Linked DNA regions of Homo sapiens: region 2 is linked to region 1. A link is a loop called in an ENCODE intact Hi-C map of the cell type or tissue named here. Cell type or tissue: CD4-positive, alpha-beta T cell. All regions are shown on one strand.

Region 1 (5,000 bases):
TGAATTCACCCCTATGAGAGAAATCCACTCTTAGCTTGCTGACAAAGTCAATTGCCTCAATTACAAAAAAAAAAAAAAAAAAAAGATTCCCGAACTTGCCCCATAGAAGCAAGACAGCCAAGCTTAGAAGCAGCCAGCCCAGCCCTTTTTCAAACTTAGAATCAGTGATCCAAGGGTCCTTTCAGTATTTTTCCACAGGATCTCTGGCTGAATTTCCACAGCATGTGAAAATTCAACTATACACAAGACAGCATGATGCAGCGATTTTCTTTTTTTCTTCTCTCTCTCTCTCTTTTTTTTTTTTTTGCACATTTTATTTTAGTAGCACAACTCTTATTTTCAAATGATCTTACGAAGGACCTCAAGCTGCAGATATTCATGTCTTCACATCAGGCGTCTCTACTTGGGTGTCTGACAGGCACTTAAAATATAAGATGTCCAAAGAGCATTCTGGATGCCCTGCCCCCGCTGCACATGCTCCTCCCTAATGTGCCCTCATCTCTCAGGCCTAACACCTAAAATCATTCTATTCTCAGGTCATCTCTTAGCCTCAAACTCCTGCTTCCAGCTACAAAACATATGTAGAATCCCATCCCTTCCAAGCTAGGGCCCACATAGCTGAAACCTTGTTTTCAGCCAGTATCCCCTCTTACCTGGATGACTGCAACGAACTTATAATAGGTCTTCCCACTTTTATTACTGCTTCCTATACTTCCCTGGATCGGAATGCAGTTTCCCATATGCTTCTACCTACAGGGAAAGAACAGGTATGGCTGGCTTACATAATTGTCAGATGGAGCAACATTTGCTTCACTTAAAATTGTTTTTAGAAGTCTAGACTTTAGAATCTCTACTTGTTAATGACAATATAACAATGACCAATTACTACCATTTTAAACGTATTATTTCTCTATTTAGTGAAATAATACGTTTAAAATGTAGATCAGATGGTGACTTTCACCCTGTTCAAAGTGCTCCAACATCTCCCATCACTCTTAAACTGCAAACTCCTTACCGTGGTCTACCAGGCTCTCTGCCATCTGGTTTCCTGGTAGCCCATTGGCTGAACTGCCAGCTGCTGTCTCCTTGACTCCTGTGGCTCCAGACACACTGGACTTATTGTTGGTTCTCAAATGTGCCAAGCTTGTTCTCTGCTTTGCATTTGCTGTTTCCTCTGCTTAGAACCTCTGGTGCCCTTGACTTTGAATGGCTCACTTCCTCACACCAATCAAGTCTTTGCCTAAAGTCTCTGCCTTTGCTCAGAGAGGCCTTCCCTTGCCACCTCTTTAAAATAGCCTGCCTCACTCCTACTCTCGAGCTCCTCAGTCAGCCCCCACCCAGCACACACCACATTTCATAGTGGATGTTGTTGTGTGCCACTCAGATCCCCTGGCAGAACCGAAAAACGCTTGTCACCTTAGCTGCTGGGAGTGCAGGCTCCACCAACTCACACCTGAGACACTTTCCAAGCATTGCAAAGTGTCAGAGGTGTGTCATTTCCTCTGTCAGAGGAAGCTGCTCCACCCACATGTACACCCACTTCCTGGAGGCAGCTTGCATCCAAAGGCTGGTCACATGGGAGTGCAAATGCCCAGTCCTCCAATCTTAATTAGGACAACACTGCTTGTTGTCCCAAGCTGCAAAGCTCCTCAGGAGGAAGACAGAAAGCAACTTTTCCATCTGTCCGACCTGCGTCCCTCACCCTTCACACTTGTTGCTCCTGAGATCACGCCCCAAAAACCTCCTGCAAATCTCTTTGTCAGAGTCTACTTCCTGCAGAACCTGACCTGTGGGCCTCTACCCCAAATTGTGGGTTTTTAACTTACTTGTTTATTTCCTGTCTCTCCAACAAAGACGTAAGTTCTGTAACAGCAAGGAAAGGTCTATCTTACTCCCCTCTCTATCCTGGCCCAGACGCCTAGACAGTGCCTGGAATACGTGGAAGTTCAATAAATATTGAATGAATAAATGAATGCACCCCCCAATCTATATAATAGATAATAGGGAAACTGTCTTCCTGAAATTGTTTGTGTGTCAGGGGCACTCCTCCCTCTGTCACTCCTCTACCCACCGCTGGAGAAGTACCCAGGGCACCTCAGCAGCACCTTCAGGCAGAGTCAATTTTAGAATCAGGAAAGCAAGATTCATAGCCAGGTTCCATCACTAGCAAGCCCTTCCCAGTATCTCCTGGAGTCAGTATTGGGCCTTGCAGGCTCTTTAGCTTGTTCGACTGCGACAATGAGCGCCACACTCCGCTCCTGGAAAATAAGCTGGGAGAATGGAAAAGCTAATTGAATTGGTTCATCTCTCTGAAGCCAGTGATAAATCTTAGGGGTCTGAAGAAGGCCCTAGGGGATCTAATGCCCCCAGTGAGATCTGGGGTGGGGAAATTGACCTCAGACTCTGAACCTCGAATCAAGAGTGGTTCATTTTTACTACAGAGCCTGGAAGGGAGACTGCTTGGGACCTGCCCTTGGGTGACTCCTGCTGGCCCCTGGGGAGCCAAGTTTTATTCCAGTAGAATGTCCAGGAAGCTGTGCACCCTGGTGACAACTCACTTTCGCCTATGCCTTTAGAGTAAGTCTCCTTCTTGATTTCCAGGATTGGAATTCCCTGGAATGTTCAATGTGCCATCATTACCAGGACATAAAGAATGTTTCTGGGTCAAGAAGGTGCCAGAGATGGTTTAATGCACATCCTCATTACCTAATTGTTTTCTCCTGGTCTCTTCTCCAATTGCTTCCGTGTCTGATGAATTTTTCTCTGCTTTCATATGTGTTTTTGACAGAGACAGGGGAGCAAGGCTATCTGTGGGCTTTAGATCGCCTGACTTTTCTTTTGAGCATGATGAGTTGGAGTTAGATAATGCAGGGAGACCTTCCCCCTGAACCAGGGAGGGAAATGTGGCTGGGAATGCCCACAGACGGGTGATGCCCCTCTGTCCTCAAAGTGTGTTAGACGAGTTCTGCTCTCACCTGCCCCTAGACAAGAGGCAGTCCATTAGATACTTCGCATCTGCGGTAGACTGAACCAGCACCAGCTGTGAGAGTGGCTCTGCAGCTTGGATTTCACTTCCTCCAGAAGGCAGCCAGGACAAATGCTGCTGCTCATTCTCCAGGAGGAGGTTCCAGGATGATCCAGCCATTGTTCCTCTTCGGTAGCACAAAGGCAAGGTTACCCAGAGCGGACCCAGCAAATATCCAACAGCCTTTGAGACAGTCTGGACACATCCACAGTGGTTGTTGGATGGCTCATTACACACTCTCTGAGGAGACTGGTCTCGGGTCCCTAAGCAGATTGATGTTGGCAGTGGCCCGGGAGGCAGGAACATGCATGAAGGACACAGAGGCGAGAGGAGGCGGAGCTGGATGGAGTGCATCTAAGGCCTGGGGCCAGCCAGAGAAGACACATCTCCTCCTCAGCACCACTGAGGCCACACAGCCAGGCTTGTGAGGAGATGCCTCTGAGGACCTCCGAAACACACATCACTGGCTTGAGTATAAGAGGTGCTGGAGCACCTGTAGTAGCAAACATCCTCCTAGAAAGGCAGATAATGCCTCATCTCTGCCAAGGCTAAATTGTTTTTATAACATTCTCATCATTATTCTAAAGAATAAAACCATTACTAGTACATAATGTCCTCATCAGGGTACAAGACAGGCCCCAGGCTCTATTCTTGGCCCTGGCAGTTATCTGGTTGAGTGACTTAGTAATCTAGGCAAGAGCTGCCTCAACCTTTTTTTTTTTTAATTAAATTTTTTAGGCCAGGCACAGTGGCTCACGCCTGTAATGCTAACATTTTGGAGGCCGAGGTGGGAGAGTTGCTTAGGCCAGGAGTTTGAGAGCAGCCTAAGAAACAAAGCAAAACCCCATCTCTACAAACAAACAAAGAAAACAGCCAGGCATGGTGGTGCACCTGTAGTCCCAGGTACTTGGGAGGCTGAGGTGTGAGGATCACTTAAGCCCAGGAGGTAGAGGCTGCAGGGTGCTAGGATTATGCCTCTGCACTCCAGCCTGGGCAACAGAGTGGGACCCTGTCTAAAAAACAAAATTTTGTTTAAATATCTAGGCTTTAGAATCTCCATTTGTTAATAATAATATAACAATGACCAATTACGGCCTTTACTCTTGAATGGCCACTATGGGTCAGGCACTGTCCCAGGAGCTGGAGGAATAGTGGTAAGCAAGCTGACAACCACGCTCATATCCTGGAGCTCGTATCCACGGATCATCAGACAGGCAATACTTCCCCTGTTTTAGAGCTGAGGCCACTAAGATTTAGAGCCCTGAAGTGATGGCAGGTGAAGCACTTGCCCATGGCTGCCTGTTAATGGGTCATTGCCTCTTGGTGCTAACCTACCCTTCGGTGTTCCACTTTGTGATGCTGGGGCTGGGACTCTAAACCAATTTTTTTCTAGCCTTTGCCAGCTGCTCCATGGTAGATTCTATCAGTAAGGGGGTGCTAGGGGAGGCAAGAGAGGAGGAAAAGGGACCTGCTTCCCCCTGGGTGCTTTCAGAGCCTGCCTTTGTTCCTTCCTTCCTTCCTTCCTTCCTTCCTCTCTCAATCTTTCTTTCTCTCTTTCTTTCTTACTTTCTTTCTTTCTGTCTTTCTTTCTCTCTTTGTTTCTGTCTTTCTCTTTCTCTCTCTCTCTCCCTTTCTTTTTTTCTTTCTTCCTTTTCCTTTCTTCTTTTCCTTTCTTTCTTTTCTTTTCTTTTCTTTTCTTTCTTTCCTTCTTTCTTTCTTCCTTTCTTTCTTTCTTTCCTTCCTTCCTTCCTTCCTTCCTTCCTTCCTTCCTTCTTTCTCTCATTCTTCTTTTTTTTTTTTGTTAGACGGAGTCTTGCTCTGTCGCCAAGCCGGAGTGCAGTGGTGCGATCTCAGCTCATTGCAACCTCTGCCTCCTGGGTTCAAGTGGTTATCCTGCCTCTGCCTCCCAAGTAGCTGGGACTACAGGCACATGCCACCACACCCAGCTAATTTTTGTATTTTTAGTAGAGACGGG
Region 2 (5,000 bases), 1.0 Mb before region 1:
TTTATTAGTAAAGTAAAGGAATCAAAGAATGGCTACTCCATAGACAGAGCAGCCCTGAGGGCTGCTGGTTGCCCATTTTGTGATTATTTCTTGGTGATATGCTAAACAAGGAGTGGATTATTCATACCTCCCCTTTTTAGACCATATAGGGTAAGTTCCTGACATTGCCATGGCATTTGTAAACTGTCATGGCGCTGGTGAATGTGTAGCAGTGAAGACGACCAGAGGTCACTCTCGTGGCCATCTTAGTTTTGGTGGGTTTTAGGCGGCTTCTTTACTGCAAAATTTTATCAGCAAGGTCTTTATGACCTGTATCTTGTGCCAACCTCCCATCTCATTCTGTGACTAGATATGCCTTAACCCTCTGGGAATGCAGCCCAGTAGGTCTCAGCCTCATTTTACCCAGTTCCTATTCAAGACAGAGTTGCTCTGGTTCAAACGCCTCTGACAGGAGGATCACATGAGCTTGGGGAGTCGAGGCTGCAGTGATCCTAGATAGCACTACTGCATTTTAGCCAGGGGGGACAGAGTGAGACCCTGTCTCAAATTAAAAAAAAAAAAAAAAGGAAAAAATGAAAAATATGTTCTACCTCATTAGTAATCAAGGAAACGCAAATCAGCATAACCATGAGATGGCATTTCATCCCTATCGAACTGGCAAAAATGTTAAAAACCTAAAACCAAGCACAGTATTGGCAAGGATGTGGGTAAATGTGGAGCCTCATTGAGCTCTGGCGGGAATATAAATGGCACCATCACGTGGGAGAGCAATTTGTCATCTAAACAGCAAACATGGAAAATGGAAAGTGCTAATCAGTAGGAAACTGGTTAAATAAATCGTGGTGATATTCATATATTGGAATGTCATACAAATGAACAAAGTAGATGTACATGTATCAATATAGATAGATTTGAAAATACTGCAAAATAGGTATAAAAGGCACATGATGGATATATATAAACTATATATGTGTTTATAAAAACACTGAACAACAGTATATATTTTGAATTTATAAAACCATTGGTAAAAGGCACATACCAGTTTCAGGATCATCACTTCTGGATAGAAAGGAAGGGAAGGAGATAAATGGGTTGAAAGTGAGGACTTCAACTGTATCTATAAAGATTTAGATTGATTGAAAAATGTTAAAATGTGTTCAATGTTGGAGGTCGAAACATGGGCATCTGTGTTTTGTTTCTGTTTTTGTTTTTTAGTGCTTTTTTGTGTGTGTTTGAAGTCTTTTTTTTTTTTTTTTTAAGAGTGTCTAGGAAGTGGTCAGGGCTAATTCCAACCACTTCATAAATTGTAGGAAATTGGAACTAGAAGACCCTTCAGCTCCATCTATTCAGCTCCCTTATCTTAGAAGACAGAAAACAGTAGGGCTAATGTTTATGTTTATCTATCATCTGTCTGTCTATCTATCTATCATCTATCTATCTATCATCTATCTATCTATCTATCTATCTATCTATCTATCTATCTATCTATCTGTCTATCTATCTATCTAATGCAATTTATAGATGGAAAATTTCCTGATTATTTTCTGGCATATATTTTGCACATAGTAGGCAGTCATTCAAATACTTGTGAAATGGAGGCTGGGCGGGGTGGCTCATGCCTGTAACCCTAGCACTTTGGGAGGCCAAGAGAGGCAGATAACATGAGTCCAGGAGTTCAAGTCCAGCCTGGGCAACATAGCGAGACCTTGTCTATATAAAAAATACAAAAATTAGCCGGGTGTGGTGGCATGCACTTGTGGTCCCAGCTACTCAGGAGGCTAAGGTGGGAGGATTGCTTGAGTCTGGGAGGTGGAGGTTGCAGTGAGCTGAGATCCTGCCACTGCATTCCATCCTGGGTGACACAATGAAACCCTTTCTCAAAAAAACAAAAACAAACTTGTATAATGGATAGGCACCCCCAAAAGTGTCCACGTGCTGCCTATTGCATTCATTTGCTCATCACTTACCTTGCAGGTGCATAGACTGAGGCCTGTGGCTTCAAATCATGTCACTGCTCTGATGCCTACGTCTACTCTGAACTAGTGGTTTTTAAATTAGAGTGTCATCTGCGAACTTAATAAAACTGCAATTTCTTTGGTTTTAATGCCAAAGACACTGATTTGGTGGATGGAGGTGGGGTGGATGGAGGTGGGGTGGAGGGAAGTGGGGGAGGTGGGCTGATTTGGGAGGTGGCGATGGAGTTATTTTAATGTGCACTTCAGATGTTGCTAATGTGCTGGCCTGCAGACTGCGCTCTGAGAACAGCAGCTCCAGCGTCTTGGCCACCTTCACTAAATACTTGCCTTGGTTTCCTCTTCTTTAAAAAAAAAAAGAAAAGAAAAGAAACCAGGGGAAAAAGGAGGCCTGGCTTACTGCTGGTGAACATGAAACCTCAGAAACCAGGGCAAGGCTCATCACCCAGCTTCGTGGAAAAAAATACCAGCCTAGTCGCCAAAATGAAAGTAGATTACCTCTGTGGCTAAAAACGGAAGCGGCAAGTTTCCACTGCAAGTGCCAGGGTTGGTAGAGAAATGGTAAGGCAGTGCTTAAGAAAAAGGAGTCCAGTCTTTCTCCCCCCTACCACCCCACCTCCCATCTTGATGGGCAGAGGGAGAAAAACAGGAGGAATCCAGCTGAGAAAGTCCCTGATTTATTAACAACTGTGTACTGATGACTAATCACTTACTAATGTTTGCAAAGTGCTTGGAGCCTTTCTATAAAAAGGGGACAAAATGTGGGCAACATATTCATAGTTATGACATCAAAGAAGAGGCCCAGCAGGAACATGAAGATGGCCGCTGACATGCCACATGCAGAACTTGCTAGCAGGACAGACAGACAGGACAGACTGGTGGCCAGAACTTTGGAATGGCATAATTAAACATTGTGCCACCCTGCCTCCCTCCCCTGCTCCATTCACGTTCCCTTCCCAAAGCCCCAGAGTCTGTAACAGCCAACAGGTCCAGTGTTGTCTTGCTGAACAGCAATGAGAGCTGCGGACCCTCAGGATGAGCACCATGGGCGGCCGTCACCTCTGCAGCCACCCAGAGTGACACCTGATAAGTCTTAAGGGTGCAGTCAAAATGGCCCATTGCCTTTCCCCCTCCTGGGAAGCCAGGGCACAGGCACCGACCCTAGTGAAGCAGAGTCAGGGATGAGAGGAGGAGGCTGTTTTTCAGGCAGTGACAACGATGGCAGCAGGCAGTGATGACGTCCAGAGTCTGGTGTGCACAGGTTCTAGGGTATGGTTTTGGTTGGGGCTGACCTCAGGGCTCCCTTTAGTCCCGCAGTTTTTCAGTCTTCCCAGTGGCCCTGTGAGCTACCCAGTACTCTTTCAGTCCATTTTTTCTACTTGTAACACCCAGAGCTTGGTGTCCATTGCTTATATCTACGAGCCCCAGCTGACTCACCAACGCCTCAGAGGAGGGAAGAGTTCCAGGCAAAGCAAACTACCCAGTTAAAAAAAAATCCTCACAGTTTCAGAGACGATAACGTCAGGAGCTTCAAAGCCTCGTTTGTTATTGTGGTGAATGGGCATCAGAGCTCTCTATACTTTTAAGAAGTGGCACACGCCTTTTGGCACAGCATTTCCCGGTCTATGACTTTATCTCCAGAGACACTCCCACAAGGACTATGCTAGCTGTTGGGCATGACTGCAAGTGAGATGGTGGCACCATTTTCTGAGGACCGATGGAGGGAACCAGTTGGGTGGTGGGGAGGGGGTTGGGGAGATCAAGGGTGACATTTAGGAAATGTTAAATTTCAGATGCCCCTGAAATACCTAAAGAAGTCACCAAGGAAGGATACGGAGGGCTTAAGAGTCTAGATTCAAATGAAAAAATAAATTTGGAATTCATCAGCAAATGGATGGTGTTTAAAGCTAAGAATGAAAAATACATCGACAGAGAAGAATAAGAGGTTGTATCTAGAGGTCAGGGAGAGGGCGACCTAGTGAGGAAGGTTGATTAGAAGTGTCTGGTGGGATAAGAGAAAAATCTATTTGCTGTATCATGGGCAATGAGAGAGGAGAGGGGTCTAAGAAGAGGGGGTGGGCAGTTGTGTTTCACCTTACAGCCTTCTCCTCTGTCAATTTCTTTCTTCTAGGTGTTTTTATAATAGACAAAGTTGGGTTTGACAGCATGGAGCTTATCGATGCCCTTGACACAGAGGTCACTGACACCCTTGACAAAAGGAGTTTCGGGGGAGTGGAGAAGCCAGAAGCCAGACTGGAGGAGACTGAAGAGTAGGTGAAGAAGCAGAAGGAAGGATGGGTGAAGCCAAGATGTTAGTGTGCAGACCGCTTGTGGGAGAAGTTTTGCTATGAAACAGGATGGGGAAAGGGAGGGAACACTGAGAGTCTGTCGAGCCACAGAAAGACTTCTTCTAATGAGAGATTCCAGCACGTCTTTGTGTGTGAGTGGAAATGATTCAGTGGAGAGAAGATCGAGGGTGCAGGAGGAGATAACTGGAGGAAGGAAGTCCTCCTTCATTCAACCAACACCAAGAGCTTCCCATGCCAGGCATCGTTTGGGTGTGAGCCACAGAGCACCAAGTGGCCTGGGCAAGGCTGCCTCTCTCAAGAGCGCCTGTGCTGGAGTGAGTTCAGGTCGGGGAGCAGGGTGCTTGGGGTGTGACAAGACAGATGTAGCTGTGAGTCTACCTGTGCATTTGGAGATGAGAAGAGAATTGCGCTCCCCTCTGATATGTGTATTTACTCAGCTCCATGTGGGGCAGGTCATGCATTCACCATGGGAGATGTGAAGAGAGAGATGCTGCCGGGGAAAGTCAACTCACAATGGAAATGGACAGAGTAGCTAAGCAGTGCCCATTAGAGGTTTGTGGCCATGAACTTAAAGTGAAACCAGTCAGCCCGACAGTGTGACTTTTCCTGTTGTGGTCAGCTGTGCATCCAAGTCAATACTAGAATCAGCCAAGGTTGAGGTTTTGCAGGATAAGTATGACTTAGAGAAGAGAGAAGCAAGGGGTTGAGGAATTCTGCC

The links. Hi-C counts contacts between places; a loop is a spot of excess contacts. Peaks named below come from ENCODE experiments on the same cell type or tissue, not always from the same donor. Only the 100,000 strongest peaks of a DNase experiment are listed, where the experiment ranks them.
Region 2: a loop joins it to region 1, with 5 times the contacts of the local background. A loop is called at or near these places in 2 of 110 quality-filtered maps.

What each region holds. Positions count from the first base shown.
Region 1 is chr4:152,097,234-152,102,233 of GRCh38, reverse strand. It overlaps LINC02273 (long intergenic non-protein coding RNA 2273), which reads right to left and starts at 1,481. Exons shown (of 3, transcript NR_121628.1): 1 at 1,417-1,481; 2 at 654-750. RefSeq lists enhancers at 1-528, 823-1,323, 1,423-1,717, 1,324-1,824. In CD4-positive, alpha-beta T cell, a CTCF peak has its summit at 2,333; DNase peaks (open chromatin) are centred at 1,473, 1,703 and 2,473; H3K4me3 peaks cover 1,517 bases; H3K27ac peaks cover 4,841 bases.
Region 2 is chr4:153,113,474-153,118,473 of GRCh38, reverse strand. No RefSeq gene overlaps it. Among named protein-coding and RNA genes, the nearest start is that of TRIM2, 88 kb to the left of the region's middle. In CD4-positive, alpha-beta T cell, no CTCF peak of the experiment used is centred here; DNase peaks (open chromatin) are centred at 2,013, 2,443 and 3,493; H3K4me3 peaks cover 1,723 bases; H3K27ac peaks cover 2,862 bases.